Regions from separate parts of the Homo sapiens genome. Here region 2 is linked to region 1. Evidence: read pairs that join two places in POLR2A ChIA-PET (ENCODE). Cell type or tissue: PC-9. All regions are shown on one strand. Each heading gives the region's core, and the rest is flanking DNA. Links, peaks and the distances in the headings are about the cores only. Region 1 overlaps ARHGAP26 (Rho GTPase activating protein 26). Region 2 has its middle 110 kb from the start of FGF1.

Evidence for each region. ChIA-PET counts read pairs that join two places held together with the same protein. Peaks named below come from ENCODE experiments on the same cell type or tissue, not always from the same donor. Only the 100,000 strongest peaks of a DNase experiment are listed, where the experiment ranks them.
Region 2: POLR2A ChIA-PET joins it to region 1 with 9 read pairs; 2 of 35 experiments call an interaction of 5 or more read pairs at or near these places.

What each region holds. Positions count from the first base shown.
Region 1 is chr5:142,871,041-142,875,437 of GRCh38, reverse strand. ARHGAP26 (Rho GTPase activating protein 26) reads right to left here. Exons shown (of 23, transcript NM_001135608.3): 2 at 1,943-2,038; 3 at 267-328. Among named protein-coding and RNA genes, the nearest start is that of ARHGAP26-AS1, 4.3 kb to the right of the region's middle. In PC-9, for the core only: no CTCF peak of the experiment used is centred there; DNase peaks (open chromatin) are centred at 737 and 2,457; H3K27ac peaks cover 3,089 bases.
Region 2 is chr5:142,569,136-142,573,532 of GRCh38, reverse strand. No RefSeq gene overlaps it. Among named protein-coding and RNA genes, the nearest start is that of FGF1, 110 kb to the left of the region's middle. In PC-9, for the core only: no CTCF peak of the experiment used is centred there; no DNase peak of the experiment used is centred there.

The DNA.
Region 1 (4,397 bases), core at 304-4,303:
CCCTTAAGTCATACACCTTATGAAAAGACCTTAAAATGAATCTTCAGAAGGACATCATTTAACTACGTTGTTCTAAAGTTATCCACCAGAGTAATCCTTTAATATTTACAAAAGCCTTCAAACTCTACAAAGATGAGGCTTGCTGAAGAGCTCAAAACATTCAAATGGCAGAGTCTGGATTTGAATCTAGTTCTTCTGATACCCATCCCTTGCTCCCTCAACACGAATATACTATCTGGGACCAAGAGTAGCCCAGCCCTACTCACCATCCGTATCCGTTCATCTTCAAGATTCCTGAGGACAGTGGCAAACTCCTGCAAAGATCTTGCTGGAAAACAGAAAGGGGCCATGAGGTGGAAGGAGTGTCATGGGCCTTGGGGAGCCTTTCCAGCTCTGGCTATTATGTTATGGATTTTAATTCCTTGGCACATACAGATGCCTAAAGTCAATTGCTTCCCAAGGCTCCCTTCATCTTTTTAATCATTAACCATTAAGGATGACCCAGAAATGCAGGTTAATTCCACCTGGCACTCTAGCTAGGGAATGATTTCTTCAAGGAAAAGATCTGCCTGTTCCTGAGAGTATCCAGGACTGGTGAGATGCTGGCAGGCTTCCAGGCCCCGGGCTGGAAGGGGCAGAGTTCCGCTTAGGAGTTGAAGGATTTCCTGTCTGGATTCGACCTCCTCAACCTTTGTCATGGCGTTGCGTCAGAACCCAGCCTTTTCTTTGGCACCAGAGCTAAATAAACAATGCTGCTGGCATTGGAAGCCACATCTCTGGCTTCTCTTTGGGTTCCTCCTGAGTCCTCAAGCCACTCATTAATAGAATGCAGCTCGAAGCATGGTGCTCATACATGAACAGTCGTCTTTGCCAAAATTATTCATAAAAGCAATAAGCATTACGTGCAATGGCCCTGAGGATACTCGAGACCCTTGAGCCATGTTGGGAAAAGCAGCCATACATTCACAAGTTACAAGGATACATTTTCACCATTCTCAGCTGTCTCCCAATTGCCTGTACTCAGCCCCAGATGCTGATGTTCTACATGGCAACAGGAACTCAATAAGCATTTGATGAATTAATTAATCCAATAAAACTTTCTCAATTCTCGCTCATTTAATGGAGTCAACCAAGGTGCCTATAGAAGAATAGTGTGCAATGACAAGGCCCTGGCAAAGAAAGGTGTCTTGACATTGCGAATCCTCCATGCTTACGGCTGCCTACAGACCAAGGCAGGTGATGGTGAAGAGTGAAGCAACACACCGTGGTGATAAACAGTAACCCACCTCAGCCTCTTTTTAAGGAAACAGGAGTGGCGGGGACCTCCCTGTCCACAGCACAGGAGAACCAGATACGGAGCTCCTCTCCCTATCTGAAGGCAGTGGCAGACGCATAGCTCAGCCAACTGCTGCCAGGTCAGAAGAGGGAGCCAGTAGATCAAATTCTCAAACTTTTCAAAGAAGCTGGAAAACTGGAATTTTAGATTATAAATTGAATTTATATGGTAATTCAATTTTAAAAAATGAGAGCCAAAGAAAACTGGGCTGTGTTCTCATCTCAGCCTATTATTTTGCAACCTCTGATCTAAATTTCCCCTCATCTACCTGTGTTCTACATATGCTCTAAGCTCTTAGTACTATGGTTGAAGGGGAAGAATGTCACCAGCCGGAAAAATACTAAAGGGAGGTGGAAAGGAGAGTCCCACTGCAAAACTTCAAGCTTTCTCTCCTGCATGCTGGAGGGTGAGGCAATCCCAAAACTCGAGAAGACCAGAGTAGCCCCAAGCTCCGATCCTCACATATCTCTGGCCCTCCACTTCCACTAAGGACTTCTTTGTTTACTAACCTTAGAGACTTCCTATCTCAGGGAAAAGGCTCTGCTGGGACACTGAAGGCTATGACAAACAATGAACATTTTTATCTTCTGCACAGTTATGACTTACCTATACACATCTCATCATCTGTTTCTGCATCTCCTATGCACTGAAATTTAAATTCATTTAAGGAATCTGCAAACTTCCGCTTCGCTGAAGACAAATCTAGCAAGAAAAAGACAGGAAAAATCAGGAATTACTAAAATTAAACTGGCTTTCTGATTTGCTGCCCTTATTGGTCCTTCTAGGAATATCTTAGGAGGCGGATTTGTTCCTGAGTCCATTTCAAAGCACAAAAGAATATAAATTCAAAATAGTCAACACTTGGTTACAATATGAAGCACTGATTTGTTCTAGAAGTTAATATTTTTGTTATATTGGCTTTAACAATTTAAGTTCTATCTCTACTTTCTAAAGGCAACTTGTCATCTCCGTTTGACATGTGGGAATCCACTTGCCAAAGGAAGTCGGGGAGAAAGCTTGGATCAGAGCCAACATTAGTGTCCACAGCCTGCAGGTCTGCTCTGCCACTGACCCTCCACACAGTCAGTGCAGTTTCCCCCACAAGTCTGACTCAACAGTAATTTCCCCTAGGTCCTACTCACAACACAAACTTTCACTAGGGAGGGAGCCTGGAGAAGGCTGGAAGGAGGGGCTGGGAACTGCCCTGCCCATAGCACCTGGCCTTCCTCTTCTGACTCAAGCACAGGCGAGGCCCAGGTTCTCACAACCCTCTCCACTCTCCTCATGAGCAGAGTGGACCACCAGCCTGACAAAGCTCACCTGAATTTTCCTGGCTGGCCACATCCAACACCACCAGGAGAACAAAGCCCCGGCAACATTTTGTATTAGGGTAAAAACACATGCCACACGCAGTATCCATAAGAAAAACTCTCAAGAGCCCTTATCATTAAAAAGTCATCATCATAAACTTTCACTGAAGATAGTAATGAAAGCCAGTGATCCTTCCGGAGTCTTCAACATCTCTTAAGGGTATGAAACCACCAAGGTACCTTTAAGTGGACTGGCAGATCTGGCTGCTGAGGACAAATGTGCTTAACTTAATTCCATGTGCAGTCTTCCTGCAGATTAGGCTAATCATTCAAATTACCCTCATACATGGTTCCCTCATTGAAGGGGAAATGGCATTATGTCCAAATGCCCAAGGGAGGGAAACATGAGGCAGAACCAGCAACAAGGCCTGGCTTTAATAAGATATGGGTGGTGGGGGGGTGTACTGTGGCTGCACAGATCAACATAAGCTACTAGAATAAAAGCATCCGTGACTCCCAGTACTTTTTCTTAGCTCCCAGATTTGTCCCCTGAGGTTAGGGATCGTGTTTTCCACCTTTCTGTTTGTTTTGGTTTGTTTCCTCTGTGTACCTGGCAGTGCATCCTGCTCAGTGTATGCTGAATAAATGTGGGGGGCGGTGGGAGTGGGGGCACTGGATACAAATCCAATCCCCAGTGCTCCTTCCAAGCAATGGCTGCTAGTGGAAGAGCTGGGCGTGGGCTGTGCTGCTGTTCTCAGGACCAGGGCTCAAGCTACTGCATGGACAGCAGCTGCAGCTCCTGCTCCTGGACTGCCCTCCCACACGCTGTGATGACACGGTCCCGAGATAGCTGCGGTTTGTCCAAAGCGCTCTGCTCTACACCAAAAGAAGGCACTTGGGGTGGAGAAGGGGAACACAGGAGCCAACAGTCTCCGATCTCTCCCTCGTTCAGTCACTTTCACAGAATGGTCCTTACCAAAATGTCAAAAGATGTTGGCAGGGGACTCAGGCATCTGACAAAAATGGCCAGCCCAGGCTGAGGCTATCCCTCAGAACACAAATCACAAAAGGCAAGCCAGGAAGGAAACAGATGCACCCAAAAGCCAGAACACCGTGGGCAGGAAGGCAGGAGGAGGCTACAGGTAGACACAAGAAAAAAGGGAAAGAATAATATTTTAGAGTGGAAGACAATGTTCTGTTAGAGCCTCCAAATGTGTGTGCATCAAATGTGGGTGTGGTTATACACATTCCCATTTTAGTCAGAATGTTCCCTGATGAGAACGCACAAAGTCTGCACTAAGAGTAACACAGGTTTGCCTTTCTACCCACCCGACAATCCTGTGCCTCCCCCATAAGCAAGAGAAACTCAATCATCTCAACAAAGTGGAAACAGGTGAAATGCAAGCCAGGCTCGGGAAAGCTCCCAGCACACACCTGAAAAGCCGCACTGCCAAGGGCAGCTGCCAGGAGGATCAGGGAGTGGCTGGTCATGCACAACGGGGCCTTTGTGAGGCTTCTGCACAGGGGCACCCATTGAACCAGGGCAGGGCCTGTTAGCTTATGACCAGCAGGTGACCTGATTTCCTTGTCCACTGGCACAGAGCACACCCTGCCACAGTGCAAGCCTGAGAAGCAGTGAGGACCCCATGAAGCTGAAGGACAGGCCGATCCCCCGATAGACGATTAGGTAATGACTGCTGGTATGGAGTCAGTATTGGGCTTCAAGCCAATGAGGAAAGCTGGGTAGAGCG
Region 2 (4,397 bases), core at 288-4,287, 300 kb after region 1:
TTAGGCTATTAAGGGATTTTATTTAAAGTAAACAGTGTTAATGTGTTCAGGGTGTTAATGACATACTACTGTGGCCTGCCAGTGTTGACCTAAGCCACTTTTATTATAATATTACTAAAATATGCACAAATATATAAAACTAGGTATAAACCTCATATGCTTATAGTTCTTTAAACTATAAAGTTGTTTAATAGTAAACAACTATTAAACCCAAACAAATGTGTAAATATATATGTGATTTATTTATAAATTAAAAACAAAGTTACGGTGCCAATAAAATCCAAAACATTGACATAAATGTGACAGAATGCACCATCCATTTATCTGTTGATGGACACTTGAGCTGTTTCCACAGACAAAATACCAGATTGTTAGAATCTAGAATCCTGCAATATAGTTTTATGCTTTCTGTTTCACTGTGGGAGGCCAGCACAGTGGCTTAGAATGATGGGTCTGGAGTCAGACTGCCTGGGTTTAAATCCCACTGTGTGATTCGGGTAAGCGACTGAAACTCTTAGTTTCTATCTGCTTTCCTGTAAAGTGGATATGGTAAGAATGCTTACTCATGGGGAAGTTGTGAAGATTCAATGCAACAATACAAGGAAAGCATTTAGCCCTGTGCCCAGGACACACAAAGGGCTTCATAAGTTATTATTATCATTGTTGTAATTACTCCTTTTTAATGGTAAACCCATGTTAACCTCTGTTCCATTATTTTGAAAGGTTAATCAATTTAATGAGACCCCAAAATGTAATACCAAAAGATTATTCAAGGAAAAAATCCTAATGAACTTAGGACCTACAAAGCTGGCTCTGTGTTCACCTTCACCAGCAATGAATAAGGTATCAACTACCAGGCTTTTTTGAGTGTGGAATGCCTTAGTTAGTGTGGGCCATTGATGACTTAGTTTTCCCACTCTGTCTTCTCTTCAGTATACCTTGGGATGGGGTAGTATTAGCCTTCCCTTGGTCCCTGTGTGAGCATCAACTTCCATGCAAACTTGGGAACTGAAAGAGTGTGGTCAACAGTCCCCGAGTGATCATCCAGGTGATCCAGAATAGATTTACAGTCCTTTCATCCATTCAAAAGAAAACAGAAACATACATAGACACACACACACATACACACTCATCCCTCCCACCCCCCCACACCACACACACACCCCTCCTAGAACTCTCTGACACTTAACAATGTATATACGGAGTCTGGTTCTCTCTCTCTCTTTCTCTGTTAGATTTAACAACTTCCTGGAAAGAAGGGTTTTAAGCCAAAAGAATCTCTTGGGGTGAGAATATTAGGCTTGGCGGAAGGCTACAGCAGAGGACTGGTAAAGGGGAGGGTTTGTTACACTCTAGGGTCAAAAGAATGCTTATGCACGCAAAAAAAACAACAAAACTCTGCTACATATCCAGTCAACAAAGAGGGCAATCCTAGCTGTACAGAGCGATAACCTTATACTTTTTAGTCTCTATGGGGTGGCAATTCATGATAAGAAAGGCTAGACTGAACTCCTATCTTTACAATGTTTATCAGGGGAAATTTAATAGGCCAACTAGCAACATTGGAAGAGAAACTGCACTACTTAAAAATACCATTGCTTTTTAATGACTTTAGCCCCTACCGTATACAAATGAAGCTACTTAAATATAAATTATAGCTATCTCTTAATTAAAGAAAGCCTATTAAGTTCTTTGTCACAAAGGTGCATCCTTGAAGGTAATCATAATCTATTTCTCAAACATTTTACAGTTCAGACTGGCCCTACTACCAATCAATCTAAATGAGTGCGGAATTAGCTGAGCTCTAAGTCTGGGTAGGTTCAGACACATCTTACAAATAAAAGCAGATCCTGCAGAGTGTGAAAGCTTCTTCCCACATGGTACTTTTGGCCCCTATCTCCTTAAGTCTTCTAATGGCCTCGCAAACCCTGTGGAGAAATGAAGCAAGGGCCAGACAAAGTCAATCACATGAGATGCTATCAAAGACTACTTCCAGACCCAAGCAAACGATTACACCACAACCTGAGCCAGGGCACGCAAACAGAGGCTGGCTCCCCCAATGGGCCCTGGGCCACTTCCACGAGTCCCCTTTTCCCATAACCAAATTCTGACTACCATCTTCATCCTCTCAGGACACAAGAGACATTAATGGCAAAAAAGCTGGTAGAATTCCTAAAATCCTTTAAGCTTACGAAATACAAAGAACAATTACTAGATTCATACAAAGTATCAGATTCTTAGAACTAAAATCTTCCTTCTCCTGCCAATTTAAATTAAAAAGTAGGAGTGGCAAAAGAATCAAAAGCAGGTAAGCCCAGGAAGCTGAGGGTGCAGTGAGCCAAGATCATATTACTGCACTACAGCGTGGGTGACAGAGCCAGACCCTGTCTCAAAAAAAAAAAAAAAAAAAAAGAGTCCAGGCACAGTGGCTTACACCTGTAATCCCAGCATTTTGGGAAGCCGGGGCGGGTGGATCACTTGAGCCCAGGAATTCAAGACCAGCCTAGGCAACATGGTGAAAACCCATTTCTAAAAAAAAAATATCAAAAAAAAAAATTTGCCAAGTGTGGTGGTGTGTGCCTGTACTCTGGAGGCTAAGGTGAAAGAATCACTTCAGCTGGGGAGGTTGAGGCTGCAGTGAACTGAGATCATGCCACTGCACTCTAGCTGGGGCGACAGAGTGACATCCTATCTCAAAAAAAAAAAAAAATTTAAAAGCACAGACACAAACAACTACTTGTATGCCAATGTGAATAGCAACATTATTCACAATAACCAAACAGTATAAATAACCCAAGTGTCCCCAACATGAGTGGATAAAGAAAATGTGTTAGGCCGGGCGCGGTGGCTCACGCCTATAATCCCAGCACTTTGGGAGGCCGAGGCGGGCGGATCACAAGGTCAGGAGATGGAGACCATCATGGCCAACACGGTGAAACCCCGTCTCTACTAAAAATACAAAAAAAATTAGCCCGGCGAGGTGGCAGGCGCCTGTAGTCCCAGCTACTCGGGAGGCTGAGGCAGGAGAATGGTGTGAACCCGGGATGCAGAGGTTGCAGTGAGCCAAGATCGCGCCACTGCACTCCAGCCTGGGTGACAGAGCGAGACTCCGTCTCAAAAAAAAAAAAAAAGAAAGAAAATGTGTTATATACATGTAATGGACTAGTACTCAGCCATAAAAAGGAATGAAGCATTGTTACGTGCTACAATATGGATGAACCTTAAAAACGCTATGCTAAGTGAAAAAACCCAGACCCGAAGGGCCAAGTATTGTATGATTCCATTTATATGAGAATATCTAGAATAGGCAAATTCATAGAGATAAAAAGTAGATCAGAATTGCCAGAAGCTGGGGCAAATGGAGAGTTATTGCTTAATGGTTACACAGTTTCTATGTGGGGTGATGGAAACGTTTTGGAAACAGATAGTAGTGATGATTGCACAACAGTGTGAACGTAATTAATACCAGGTACTGATTTGTACGTTTCAAGATAGCTAAAGGGGAAAATTATATGTTATATGTTTCAGCACAATCTAAAAAAAAATAAAGGACTTGAATCACTGGAAACAACTCAAATGTCCTTCAACAAGTGAACGAATAAACAAATGGTGGTACATCCATATGTTGAAATAAAATGGAACCAACTATTGATATACACAACAACTTGGATTGATCCCAAAGGCATTTTGGTGAGTCACAGACGCCCATCTCAAAAAGGTGACATGCTGTAGGATTCCATGTATATGACATTCTCAAGAAGACAAAACTATAGGGATAGAGAACTGATGAGTGGTTGGCAGGGGTTAGGGGTCAGGGAAGCGTATGCTTATAAAGAGACAGCACAAGGGAGCTTAGTGGGGGTGGGTGATGGAACTGTCCTGAACCCTGATTATGGTGGTGGTGACAAGAATCTATACAAATGTTAAAATTCATAGAATGAGTCACCAAATTTTTTAAAAATCAAGTTTTTTTTTCTTTTTTGAGATGGAGTCTCGCACTGTCACCCAGGCTGAAGTGCAGTGGCGCGACCTCAGCTCACTGCAACCTCCACCTCCTGGGTTCGAGCAATTCTCCTGCCTCAAAGTAGCTGAGATTATAGGTGCATGCCACCACGCCAGGCTAATTTTTGTATTTTTAGTAGAGACGGGGTTTCACCATGTTGGCCAGGCTGGTCACGAACTCCTGACCTCAGGTGATCTGCCCCCCTCAGCCTCCCAAAGTGCTGGGATTAGAGGCGTGAGCCACTGTGCCCAGCCAAGTTATTTTTTAAAAGTGGGGTAGAAGGAGAAATGGCACCAATTGCTATCACTGCTCTTACAACTCTGATTTCCTGTTTCTTTTTTCTACTTTTATTTTAGAATCAAGGGGTACATGTACAGACATGTTACAAAGGTGT